2 separate regions of the Mus musculus genome follow, and region 2 is linked to region 1. Evidence: chromatin loops called from intact Hi-C (ENCODE). Cell type or tissue: heart. All regions are shown on one strand. Each heading gives the region's core, and the rest is flanking DNA. Links, peaks and the distances in the headings are about the cores only.

Evidence for each region. Peaks named below come from ENCODE experiments on the same cell type or tissue, not always from the same donor. Only the 100,000 strongest peaks of a DNase experiment are listed, where the experiment ranks them.
Region 2: a loop joins it to region 1, with 2.7 times the contacts of the local background. A loop is called at or near these places in 1 of 42 quality-filtered maps.

The regions. Positions count from the first base shown.
Region 1 is chr7:40,135,465-40,139,867 of GRCm38, reverse strand. No RefSeq gene overlaps it. Among named protein-coding and RNA genes, the nearest start is that of Gm38996, 160 kb to the left of the region's middle. In heart, for the core only: no CTCF peak of the experiment used is centred there; no DNase peak of the experiment used is centred there.
Region 2 is chr7:40,063,919-40,068,321 of GRCm38, reverse strand. No RefSeq gene overlaps it. Among named protein-coding and RNA genes, the nearest start is that of Gm34052, 200 kb to the right of the region's middle. In heart, for the core only: no CTCF peak of the experiment used is centred there; a DNase peak (open chromatin) is centred at 2,601.

The DNA of each region.
Region 1 (4,403 bases), core at 305-4,304:
CTGATGCACATGGTACACACAAACACAAACACAGGCAAACACTCAAACTGATAAAATAAAAATAAGTCATTCTAGAGAGATGACTTACAGTTAAGAACACTGGTTATTCTTCCAGAGGAGCAAAGTTTGCATTGCAGCATACTTTACAATGTTTGCAACTCCAGTTTTAGGGCATCTGATATTTTGTTACAGATTCTAAGGGCATTGCATGCACATGGTACACAGCTACATATGCAGACAAAACACTTTATACGAATAAAATAAAGGGGAAAATAACTTTTAAATGAATCTATGTATGAATGTTGGAAAGCTAGAATCAACTGGAATACTCTGTAGCTGAAAAATGATAAGCAACTAAGAAAACACACACATGGTGGAATGCAATTTAAGACATAAAAAGGAGTGACATCTTACACATATAGTCACAAAACTGAAGTTGAGATAGATTTTACTCTCTAGTGGAGCCAGTCTCCAAAGTTACATAAGGCAGAATTCCATTCACATAATGATCAGCAAAGAAAAATAAAGGATGACAAATAGAGCACATATAGATAGTAAACTATAGGTTCATTGAGGTGCCATCTCACATCCTCTGAGCAAGGATGGCTGTCATACTTTGGGTATGGTATGAGTGGGTGCCTAACATGCATACTCTAGAGGCTCATCCTTAGGGTGGCAATGTGAAGACAGAGGAGAGCTTTAAAGAGATGGGACTTAGTGAAAGCTAATTAGGTACTGGGATATTAATCTCAATGGAAGTAATGTCTGGGCCTGGGATGTGATACTCACCTTTAACCCTAGCACTCAAGAGGCAAAGACAAGAGGATCTTTGATGCCAAGCTAGTCTACATAGTAAATTCCAGGTCAGCCAGGTTACATAGTGAGACTCTATCTCTAAAATAAAAAAAAAAAGTAATATGACTTCTTTTATTTAAAGCTTGAAATACAATTTATTTAAATTGGCCCAATTGGTTCAATAGTTGGAATAGGACAAAGAGACAATTATATAACAATCATTGTCACAAAGTGACATTATATCTTCAAAAAATAAAAAACAACAATAAAATTCTTGCACTAATAGTATCACTGGTTGGTGGACACATCATGTATAATTCATTATATATAATTTACCAATCATCTATCCACATCATCTGCCATCCATTGTCATCTGTTACCTATCATCTACCAACCATCTAACATGAATCCAAATTTTTAATTTATTTTTACAGATAAATGGTTTATTTCAGTTTCATAATTCTAGATTCAGGATGAGGAAGCCAAGGCAGCAGGAGCTTGAAGCCACTGATCTCATTGCTCCCACATCAGAAAGCAGAGGGCAATGAATTAATGTGTGCTCAGCTCATTTTCCCTTGTGATTCTGTTCAGGACACCAAGTCTCTCACAGGAGGCTGGACTTCAGTCAACATAATCAAGATAGTCCCTCACAGATATTCTCAGAGTCCTGTTTTCAAGGTCACTCTAGATTGTGTTGACAATTAACTCTTAAAATCACAGTCCTACTTTATTAAAACTATATATTCTAACTGTGTGTTAGTGGTGCCAGGAATTGATCTGGGGCCTTGTGTATGTTAGGCGCACTATGCTATCCCTCAACCCTTCAAGAATGTGTCCACCTGGTTAAACCGTAGAAAGGAAACATACTGTTGTGTTAAGACTTGTTAGTACTGGTAATATCATGGATTTTCTAAATTGTTTTTTGCTTATCTGTATTTCCTAATTCTGTATAATTAACATGAGCTATTTTGTAATTTAAGTTTTTTTTTCTTAATACAAAAACTAAATGTTTATCTTTCTCTCACTCTCTGGACTGAGGCCATCCTTAGCACAGCTGGAGCATTTGTGGGCTAGAGTCACATTCTGGACCCTGGGAACAACTTCTTAGACCTGACTATGACGCACCTGCGTGTAAGGATCCACAGTCCACACTTACTTCAGTAACACTCTGACTTACCATGTCCCTGAATGTCCCTGTATCCACCTGATCCTGTGACAAATTATCCTGGATCACCATTTAGACAATAACCACTTTGATCCCACAGCCACTAAAAGAGTCCAGGCTTTACCCAATCATCCTGAGTGATGCCTCCTATTGGCTGGCTGGGCTTTCTGCACAGATACTTTCATTTCAGTACCACCTTTCAAAATATACCCCATTACCTTCCTTTCTTTTAACTCATCCGCTCACATCCCGCTCACTGCCCCCCTCCCTGTCACCCTCTCCCATAATCCTAACTCCCACTCCCTCCTCTTCTCTTCTGAGCAGGTAGTGGCCCTTTAGATCTCTCCCATTCTGGCACATCAAGTCAGGATGGGCTAGGCTAGGACCTTCCTCTCCCACTGAGGCCAGACAAGGCAGCCCAGCTAGAAGAACATAACCCAAGGACAAGCAACAGCTTTTGTCATAGCCCCCACTCCAGTTGTTCAGATCCATATGATGACAAAGCTGCACATCTACTACATATGTGCAGGGTAGTCTAGGTACAACCTGGGTATAGTCTTTGGTTGGTGGTTTAGTCACTGAGAGCCCCAAGGGTCCAGGTTTGTTGACTCTGTTGGTCTTTCTGTGGAGTTTCTATTCCCTTCAGGGCCTGCAATCCTTCCCCCTATTCTTCCATATGAATCCCAAGCTCCATTCACTCTTTAGCTGTGGGTATCTGCATCTGTCTGAGTCAGCTGCTGAGTGGAACCTCTCAGAGGACAGCAATGCTAGACTCCTGTTTGTACAGAGTATCATTAATATAATCAGGGATCATTTATACAGTGCTTGCTCATGAAAGGGTGTCAAGTTTCAGCAGTTATTGGTTGGCCATTCCCTCAGTCTCTGCTCCATCCACTGTCTTTGCATTTCTTGTAAACAGGATAAATTTGGGGTGGAAAGTTTTATGGGTAGAATGGTGTTCCTATTGCTCTATGGGGAGGGAGGGGTTTTCATGCCTGGTTACAAGATTTGGCCATTATCTCCAATCTCCTTATTTCCAATGCTGTGAGTCGCAGCTAAGGTTACCCCCATTGATTCTTGGGCTCCTCCCTTACCCCAGGTCTCTGTCACATCCTGGAGATGTCTCCCAACCTCTGCATCCCTACCAGTTGCAGATTTCCATTCATTCTCATAGCCATCGGCCAATCTTTCCACACATCTGATCCTGACCCCCCTCCATTCCACTCCTCATCCCTTCTCCCACCCAGTTCCCCACCTGCATCTTATGACAATTATATTCCTCCTTCTAAATGAACTTCAAGCATCCTTGCTTGTGCCTTCCTTCTTGATTAGCCTCTTTGGTCTGTGGAGTGCAGCATGGGTGTCCTGTATTTTATGACAAATATCTACTTATAAGTGAGCACATACCATGCATGTCCTTTTGGGCCTGGGTTACCTTACTCAGGTAAGATCCACCCATTTACCTGCAAAATTCATGATGTCTTTGTTTTTAATAGCCAAATAGTACTCCATTGAATAGATGTACCACATTTATTCTATTCATTCTTTTAGCTGAGGGACATCTAGGTTACTTACAGTTTCTGGCTATTATGGATAAAGCTGGTATGAAAATAGTTGAGGAAGTGTCTTTGTGGGATGTTGGAGCATCTTTTGGGTATATGGCCCAGAGTAGTCTAGCTAGGTCTTGAGGTAAAAGGATTTTCAGTTTTCTGAGAAACCACTAAATTGATTTCCAAAGTGGCTGTACAAGTTTGCACTTCCACCAGCAATGGAGGAGTGTTCCCTTTGCTTCACATCCTTGCCAGAATGCACTGTCTCTAGAGTTTTTTATCTTAGCTATTCTGATGGATGTAAGGTGGAGTTGTTTGGATTTGTAGTTCTCTGGTAACTAAGGACTTTGAAGATTTCTGTAAGTGCTTCTTGGCCATTTGAGATTCCTCTGTTGAAAATTCTCTGTTTAGCTCTGTATCTCATTTTTAAATTAGGTTATTTGAGTTGTGAGTGTCTAACTTCTTGGGTTCTTTATAAATTTTGGATATTAACCCCTGATAGATGTAGAGTTGGTTAAAATCACCTCCCAATATGTAGGCTGCCATTTAGTCCTATTGGCAGTGTCCTTTGCCTTACAGAGCTTTTCAGTTTCATGAGGTCCCATTTATCAATTGTTGATCTTTGAGCTTGAGTCATTGGTGTTCTGTTCAAGAAATCGTCTCCTGTACATTTGAACTGTTTCCCACTTTCTCTTTTATTAGATTTATGTATCTGGTTTTAGGTTGAAGTCCTTGATGCACTTGGACTTTTGTGCAAAGTGATAATTATGGATCCATCTTCCTTATTCTACTTGTAGACATCCAGTTAGACCACCACCATTTGTTGAAGATGCTTTCTTTTTTCCAGTGTACAGTTTTGGCTTCTTTGTCAAAAAACAAATGTCCATAGGTAC
Region 2 (4,403 bases), core at 188-4,187, 71 kb after region 1:
TGGAAACATTGCAGCATCCATTCAAATCTTTATGAGAGCCAGTTCTTTTAAATAAACCTTTATGTACAACAAACAGCCTGCTTCAGACCAGTAAGACATACTTAAAATCGAGGAGTCCATCTACTCCTCTTTGCTTTTTAGTATGCCCCAGATTAAAAAGACCATTGGAAGTGATTTTATTGAATTTCTTGAGACACAGTCTCTATGTGACCTGAGTTGGCCTCAAATTCAAGATAACCCCCTGAGATCCCAGGTGCCGCCACCACCACCACCATCACCACCAAGCTTAGCCCCAAGTGGAGTTTAGTTAACACTGAGATTAGAAATGTCCAGCCTGGCCGGGCATGGTGGCGCAGGCCTTTAATCCCAGCACTTGGGAGGCAGAGGCAGGAGGATTTCTGAGTTCGAAGCCAGACTGATCTACAGAGTGAGTTCCAGGACAGCCAGGGCTACACAGAGAAACGCTGTCAAATTTTTCATTTTCTCATTCAACCATCTCTGATCTCTCATTGAGGTGTCCATCTCTTTATTCTGAGTCATGTGTCCTTTAAACATTCTGCAGACATAGGACCTTCTTTTCTCAGGTTGTATTTTGCCAAAGATAGTCTGTCAACAATTTACATTTTTAGTTTCTAAACAGTCTCTTTAGAAGATGAAAGTTTTCATTTGGAGAACTCAAATGTATTATTCTTTTGCTATCACAGTCAGTGTACTTTGTGTTCTAATGGATCTCTGCCCAGCCCAAGGGATTTGTTTTCCTTGTGTTCCAGAACGTTAGAGTTTTGTTTTTAACTGTGAGGCCCAGGAAGCCTTAACACTTAAGTCTGTGGCTCATTTTAAGATGATTTTTCTATGTGGTGTGAAGAAAGGATGGAGACTCCTGTTTACCTATATGATTGCTTACTGTCACTGCTCCATTTATTAAAAAGACACTGCTTTCCCCATTAAAGTAACTTCAAATTCTAATCAATTGATGAGATGTATATATACACTTCTATGTTTGGTGCTCCATTGATCTATAGGCTAGCCATACACCAGAACTACATTCTACTGACTGCTCATGCATTAAAATATCTGTTGAAATCTCACAGCAACAGAAGCCCTCTCCTAGCCTTCACCACACAGCAGTCCTCCCTCCCTTACTTACCTAGAGCTTGGGTATATATGCAGTTCACAGCTCAGAACCATTTAGGAAACATGACCAAGAAGTTTTATTGTGTTTTATTTGCATTGCATTGAAATACAACCAGAAGACACTTGTATTTTAAAGCATTGGAGTATCTCATTCAGACTTCTTCAATTATTTAATCAGCTCTTTCATTTCTCTAAACAATTGTTGGTAGTTCTGAGTGTAATTGTTTAGTTTAGGTTTTTTTTTTTTTAAATGTGTAATTTTCTGATGTCTCGTATCATTTGGTGGTATTCTTAAGGAAATTTTAACATAATTTAAAATGTTTTTTATTTATATTTTCTTTTTTATTATCGATTTTTATTAATTATGAGAATTTTATACAGTGTATTTAGATCATATTCACACTCCAAGCAATAGTTCTTAGAGCAGTATCCCAGACTTTTCCCAGATCTATTCTCAGCTCCTCGACCACTCAACTGCTCTCTGTCTCTGCCTGTCTCTGTCTCTCTGTCTCTTTCTCTCCATCCTCCCTTCCCTCCATATTTAAAAGCCCATCAGCATCAATTTGTGCTACCCATATGCTCCTGGGTGTGAGTCCATCCACTGTTCTATGCTAAGTTTTCTTTATTTTTAAATTTCCGTGATTATTATGTTTTTGAGACCCCGTCTAACTTTGTAGTCCCGGCTTGCCTGGAACTCACTATGTAGCTCAAGCAGGCCTTTAACTGGTGGCCAGCTTTATGGCTTTATGACCCAGGATTATGGCGTTTTCCTTATGTTCAAACATTTTCAAATATTTGTAAATATTTTCTAGTTCTACTTTTGTCTTTTCTTCCTTGTTTACTAAACATAAGTAGTTTAGCCTTTAATTACTCAAGTATAGATACCTTTTAATTACTAATTTCTGATTTAACTTCACTGTGAAATGTAGGTGTGTATAGCTTTAAAGCTTTTCAGTGCCGTCTACTCCCCCAGTAGTGGACAAGTTTCCTTTCTCAGAGCATCAATGATAGCTAAGATTGTTGGACATATTAAAAAGCATTTCTTGGCTATTTGTGTTTCTTCTTTTGAGAGCTGTCTGTCCGTTTCACTAACCCACTTATTGGCTGCCAGCTCTGCGGTTTTGTTGCTCAGTTAAATGGCAGACATCAATCGTAGACTTTCTTAGCTGAGTATCTCACCAGACCATGAAATTAATAAAGAAAATAAAAACTTGAAAAAATAATAAAGTAAAATAAAAACGGGACAAACTATGAGCTAGCAAGCAAAGCCCCTTGGTCTTAGAATGGTCTGAAGTTATCTTGGCACCTTACACTATGAGAGGCTAACGTCCTGAAGAGCTTAAATGCTTTTCTGTAAAGTCAGTCTCAGTCTACTACTGAGACGCTGAATCTCACAGAACTGCCTCCAGTTCCACAACAGACTTTGACGCAGTTTTTCCTGGGACTTGGAGAGGGCTTATCTGCAGCCCATTAGCTGTAATGTGTGCTTCCCCTGCCAAGTGATGGTCTAATTTATCCTCACGACCCAGTATCTGATGGATATCACATTTGTGGAGAAAGAAACACAAATCTGTTTCCTACTTAAAACATGGGATTTTTTTTTTGTAACGACCAATAAAATATTTAGTTTTTATCTGTACGGGAAAATAGCTACTGCTAATTGGAAAAGGGCTAGTGACTTAGTTAATTCAAAATGACTTAAGCATATCTAGACAGTTTCTTTAGAGAGGCACATTTGCTTAGTGTCACAGGCTCCTGTTCTAAAAACATCAATATTTCATTTACTAGAATCATTAAAACCAGTGTACTGATCACATCTCTGAGGCAGCCAGGCAGAGAGATAAGCATCTAGAACTTCCCTGAATAGACACCACCCACCATACTCGCCCTGGAAACGGAGTGTAGTGAATTATTTTCTCAAATCAAATATACTTTTGTCAGGAGTCATAGTTGGGGGAAAGAGAAGATTCTAGACTCAAGCTTATTGGTTGAAAGCTGAACATGATCTACCCCACTTTAGCATGAGCTAAGAATTATATTTTGAGTGTGTCTGTCAGATGTTTCTGAGGCATCATCTATTAAAACAATAATAATGATTATTATAATATCGTCTCCTCATCTTCCTCCTCCTCCTCTTCTTCTTCCTCCCCCTCCTCCTCCTCCTTCTCTTCCTCTTTCCAAGCAATACTAAAACATGGTTCTGAAAGCCCTGATTTTCAAATACATAAAAGTGGAAGAGCAGAAATGGTGAAGAATTTGGCACACTCGGAAATTAAACAACCATGCCCTCAGGCCTCAGCCAAATTCCAGAGCTCTGACCCATCTGCAGCTTTGTCTCTTCTGTCATCTGATGTCTGCATGTCCTGTGTGTCACTCCTGCTGTGCATTCCTCCTACATGAGCATATCCCTTGCCACTTGGATCTGAACAGATGACTACACGGTTTTTGTCCCATGTCCTTCATTCTGTTACTATCTGGGATGTTTGACCCATTTCCTGATATCCTGTTTATATCCTGTTTGTGCCAGGGAAATATGTCTATATATCTGGTCTCCTCCTGTTGGTTCCTTATGATTAGAGAACACATAATCACTGTGGAGTACATGAAACCATTTTTATAATAGAGCACATACTCTTTTACAAATGTATTATTACATTTATTTATTTATTTATTTATTTATTTATTTGGGGAGGGGGTTTACACGTGTGCCAAGCATGTTTAGGCAATTCAGAGGAAACCTTTTGGGAGATATTGCTCTCCTCCCACCAGGTGGGTACCAGGGATTAAACTCAGAGTGTTAGGTTTGGCTACTTTTAACTACAGAGCCATGTTGGTTATATCACAAGCTCTTTCACTCACATGCACATTTTTATTATACTTCTGATTACTTATATAATGACTTTACCATGAAAAAGACACTTCCTTAAATATTAAGTAGGAAATGTGTTTAAGTTCTAATAAAACTTGGTTCTGAGTATCAAAATAAAATTCATACTCACAATTATATCCAACTTTTCTTTCTATACTGGGCATCAAAACCAAGTCATACAGTTTATTAAGCAAGTAGTCTATACCAGCATTTCTATTTTTTGTTCATTTGTTGTTAGTTTTGATCTGCTTTTGTTTGCCTTGTGTCTGAGACAAAGTCTTGATCTGTAGCTCAGACTGGCCTGCCTGGGTTGATTGATATCTACTACTTCAGACTCTTATGTACTTCCCACCATCTGTCTAATGATATTCCAAAATGTTATCTGTTGATGTTGCTGATT